Regions from separate parts of the Homo sapiens genome. Here region 1 is linked to region 2. The links are chromatin loops, found by intact Hi-C in ENCODE. Cell type or tissue: prostate gland. All regions are shown on one strand. Region 1 overlaps LYRM1 (LYR motif containing 1). Region 2 overlaps ERI2 (ERI1 exoribonuclease family member 2).

The links. Peaks named below come from ENCODE experiments on the same cell type or tissue, not always from the same donor. Only the 100,000 strongest peaks of a DNase experiment are listed, where the experiment ranks them.
Region 1: it touches region 2 in a loop (2.6-fold over the local background); 22 of 110 quality-filtered maps call a loop at or near these places.

What each region holds. Positions count from the first base shown.
Region 1 is chr16:20,912,920-20,915,419 of GRCh38, forward strand. The region is part of intron 1 of LYRM1 (LYR motif containing 1); the gene reads left to right. Among named protein-coding and RNA genes, the nearest start is that of LYRM1, 13 kb to the left of the region's middle. In prostate gland, no CTCF peak of the experiment used is centred here; a DNase peak (open chromatin) is centred at 992.
Region 2 is chr16:20,798,242-20,800,741 of GRCh38, forward strand. It overlaps ERI2 (ERI1 exoribonuclease family member 2), which reads right to left. Exons shown (of 9, transcript NM_001142725.2): 6 at 2,061-2,161; 7 at 1,716-1,797; 8 at 1,022-1,110; 9 at 1-826. Among named protein-coding and RNA genes, the nearest start is that of ERI2, 7.0 kb to the right of the region's middle. In prostate gland, a CTCF peak has its summit at 1,519 (motif pointing right); no DNase peak of the experiment used is centred here.

The sequences.
Region 1 (2,500 bases), 110 kb after region 2:
GCCAGGCGTGATGGTGCGCACCTGTAATCCCAGCTAATTGGGAGGCTGAGTCAGGATAATCACTTGAACCTGGGAGGCGGAGGTTGCAGTGAGCCGAGATTGCGCCATTGCACTCCAGCCTGGGCAACAAAAGCGAAACTCTGTCTCAAAAATAATAATAATAATAATAATAATAATAATTAAATAAATAAATAAAACTTGCAAAGCAATACTATAAATGTTATGTGTAAAGATATGCACAATAAACAATAAATTCAGCATAGTGATTCCTTCTAGGAGAGGAAGGGAAATGTTATTTGGAAGGGGTACAGTGGGGGTTTCTACTGGATACATAATTTATTCTTTAAGGTCTGTTGTAACTGTATGGCTATTATATTGGTCTCAGTATCTTTTCTTTGTTTTTTTTTTTTTTTTGGAGACAGAGTCACTGTTGCCCAGGCTGGAATACAGTGGCGTGATCTTGGCACACTGCAACCTTCACCTCCTGGGTTCAGGTGATTCTCGTGCCTCAGCCTCCAAATAGCTGGGATTACAGGTGGTTGCCACCACACCTGGCTAATTTTTGTATTTTTAGTAGAGACTGGGTTTCACCATGTTGCCCAGGCTGGTCTTGAACTCCTTACCTCAAGTGATCCACCTGCCTCGGCCTCCCAAACTGCTGGGATTACAGGCATGAGCCACTGTACCTGGCCTCTATATCTTTTTGTATCTGAAATATTTTGTAATAAGAATTTAAAGATACTGGGAATTATGCTTTTGAAAAATACAATTAGCTTTACAGAATATACCTACGTCCGTTCTCTCTTGGCCACATCTTCTGAAATTAAAACTGATGTTTGAGACTAAAAACCCAGAGGGGCCTTGAGATCTTCAGTCATCAGAAAGATTTTTTTTTTTTCTTTTTTTTGAGACAGAGTCTCGCTCTGTCACCCAGGCTGGAGTGCAGTGGCCGGATCTCAGCTTACTGCAAGCTCCGCCTCCCGGGTTCATACCATTCTCCTGCCTCAGCCTTCTGAGTAGCTGGGACGATAGGCACTCACCACAACGCCCAGCTAATTTTTTGTATTTTTAGTAGAGACGGGGTTTCACCGTGTTAGCCAGGATGGTCTCAATCTCCTGACCTCGTGATCCACCCACCTCAGCCTCCCAAAGTGCTGGGATAACAGGCATGAGCCACTGCACCCGGCCAGTCATCAGAAAGATTTTTAATTATACTTATTGGACAAGAAAGTAGACCAACGATTTTGAGAAATATTTCCAAAAAGGTTGTGACAGACTAAAAGAGAGGTTGCAACCTGACAACCTCTGGGTGGAACTGAGCCTACAGACTCATTTTGTTTGGCCTGTACAGTCGTCACTTTTTTTTTTTTTTTTTTTTTTCTTTTTGGAGACGGAGTTTCACTCTGTTGCCCAGGCTGGAGTGCAATGGTGCAATCTTGGCTCACTGCAACCTCTGCCTCTGGGGTTCAAGCAATTCTCCTGACTCAGCCTCCCAAGTAGCTGGGACTACAGGCACATGCCGCCACACCTGGCTAATTTTTTTTTTTTTTTTTTTGTATTTTAGTAGAGACAAGGTTTCACCATGTTGCCCAGGCTAGTCTTGAACTCCCGAGGTCAAGCAATCCACTTGCCTCAGCCTCCCAGAGTGCTAGGATTACAGGCGTGAGCCACCACGCCTGGCCTCACATTTTCAAAAATAATGACTTAGTGTGTTTTTTTGAGATGTCATATTTTTAAAATCTGGATTGCCACCTATTTTTAAGCTATCAGGAAATCTGGCATTCCTAGGCACTTCTTTCTACATGGCAGCTGCTGGCTGGAGCTGAATGGCAACTGTTCCCTTTCAAGGGGGCATTTCCTGTCCAGGTGGCCACTGTCCCCATCCAAGCAAGTCCTCTCATTTATATTACCTGCCAGGCCGCAGAGGCACTTGAGTTTGTAACCAGTGGATTAAATTCCATTTCTCCCTTAACTAGAAAATTCAGTTATCAAAAATATGCCTTCACCTAGGCATTCAGGTGAGTAATATAATTTTACTGGACTGGCTTAAAGAATAATAAGTGTGAGCTTTGGTTTTGCCGTGTTCATAAATGTGGCCACCATGGCAAACGATGTGGTTAAGCAACCCTCAACCTCGGGATGAATTACAAAGCCAGTTGAGAGATACGGTGTTTCTATTAGATGGTTTCAGCAATGCTACCCAACAGATTTGTTGAGAAAGAGCAATTATTTCTAGACTAATTAAAGGTCTTAATTAAAAAACTGTACATCAGCTGGGCACGGTGGCTCACGCTTGTAATCCCAGCACTTTGGGAGGCCGAGGCGGGCAGATCACGAGGTCAGGAGATCGAGACCACGGTGAAACCCTGTCTCTACTAAAAATACAAAAAATTAGCCAGGCGTGGTGGCGGGCGCCTGTAGTCCCAGCTACTCGGGCGGCTGAGGCAGGAGAATGGCGTGAACCCGGGAGGCGGAGCTTCCAGTGAGCCGAGATTGCACC
Region 2 (2,500 bases):
AAGGATGAGACATATTGGCATTAACTCTGTTGAAGGTACTTGATTTGTGTTCAGGTAACTTAAAGGCAGAAATATCTGAACCTGGATCTTTGGCTTCTTTTACATTATAAATAGTAGTGTGAGGACTCTTGTACACAATAGACTTAGAAGTCTCAGATTTTTGAGGAGTTTCCTCTATGTCTCCAAAGTTTTCATGACTTGACATTTCCAATTCTTTCAAAACCATTAATCTTTCTCCAGAATTAAATGAAATCTCTAAGTCTGAGTCACTAATGGGAACTGTACAGTCTACGTTTTCCTCAGGCTGAGATGCTGGCAGTAAAACCACATCCTCCCAATCAGCCAACACAGGTAAACAGTCCAGAGTAGAGCTCATTTCCAAATCAGAAACATGATGAACAGTTGGAACGGTGGTAGAAACAAGTACCAATTCTGAACCAACTGTTGAAGCCTTAGATTTGGTATTAAATGCAAGATGTTCATTTTTTCCTTGCTTTTGCATATAGATAGGTGAATTCAAGGTAGGAGACTGCAACTGCCCCACAGAAGTAGAGGACTTAGTATTAAAAAGAGGTAAGGAACTTTTGACATTGTGAAGACTTGCTTTTATATTGTTTTTTACTTGTAATTGATCCTGTTGTGCCTTTATAGGAGAATTTGCACAAATTGACTTCATTTGAACTTTTTCATGAGGATTTATTATATTTTTAGGCTCCTTATTATATATGCTGGGACCCTGGATGCTAATGTTACAGGCAGACATTTCTTCAACTTGAATTGTATTCAAATTTCTGGCCAGAATGCTGAAATTCTTCTTAGTGGGAACCTATGATTCCACAGACAAATGCAACAGCTTTAGAAACTGTGCATTCGTTAATTTCTTCAGTATACAGTTTTATGACAAAAAAGAGAAATGTCATTGATTTATAAATGACTGCACACATTAAATCTACGTTTCAAAGAACGTATGACTGTTTATGAAGTTTGAGATGACAGAATAAAAAGGCAAGACACTACTAACCTTGTTCAACGACCTTGTAATTTTCATTACACAACCATCTCTGATCATTTTCCAAGCAAGAAGGGCAGTATTCCGAGAATCGTCCAACCCTGAGGATACAGATATCAAACACTGAATTTAGTGGTACTAGTACTATTTCCTTAGTACTAAAGAAATAACTTAAAAAGAAAAACACCACTTGTGTAGAAATTGGAACACAGTTTTAGTTTTATGACCATCTACTAATTTTAATCATGATAAACTGGTCTTGGAAGTGGAAGGCTATGGCAGCATTACCAGTGAAAGACAAGCTCGTCCACATTTATAGAGGAGGATATGAAAATGTATTAGACAGTTCCCCAAAATGTGGCCAGCGTTCTGCAGGAACCAGGATTTGTGAATAATCTAATAGTCTTGTTCAGTTTTTTCACTAGTCCATTCTATTATTTGAGCACTTGTTTAATCTCCATTTGATTTGGCTCATTCTTTTCATTCTTCTTAGCAACTAGAAAGCCACTAGATGGCAGTGTATCTTACAATAGTTTATGAAAGTGGTAATTTGAAAGTCTTAGAAACAATGTGAATTGTTTAGATTAGGAGTTTTTTTTTTTTAGGCTGAAGATATCCCTTACTAATGACATTACCAAAAAATGAAATTCATATGAAGTATTTTTTAAAAGTCAAATGGCTTACATAATTTTTAATGTATACTAACCAGAATGTTCTCGTCCTGAGAATTCTATTCCTACTTCCTGCAAGGCACCACTTAGTCCTTTTGGTTTTCTCCTATAGAAAAGCTAACCAATAAAAAAAGATATATTTAAAAGAAGATTACTATTTTAAAGACTATGTATTAAACACTTTTCATAATTTTTAGTTCTATTAGATTTAGAATGTGCTTATTTTTTGTGTGTTGTTTTTAAATACTTTAAGAAATGCATTTATGTGACCAGTACAAAAGAAAGTATCTTCTTTGCAGAAACCCATGCCCATGTGTAGGATAAAAGTTAATCATTTTTCCATAGAAAAAAGTAAACATGCCCCCATTTTTTACCATTACCTTGTAAGTTGCTCTGAGATCAATCCAAGAATTTAAAAACACAGGTTTTAACAGCTGCTTTCTTTTACACTCATACTCCAGGCAAACCCCCAAGTCCCAGTCTGCATTAGGTACATTAAAATAGAACAAAGTCAATGATGCCAGCATTTTTTACTTATGCTGCCACCATTTACAAATAGAATGCTAGAAGATCATATAAAATAGAACAGTATGATTTCATTGCTCTGCTAATATCTAAAAATTATTCACTTTATATAACTTACTATTAACAAGTTAGGTTGATGACTAAATTTCAAAATGATTTCTTAAACACCCAGTAAAACCTTATTTCAGAAAGAAGAGTAACATGTTAAATTACAAGGACTATATTTTCTATATTCTAGGAAAATATTAATGTTATTGAGAAACCAAACATTTTATAGTAACTGGAAACCAAATAT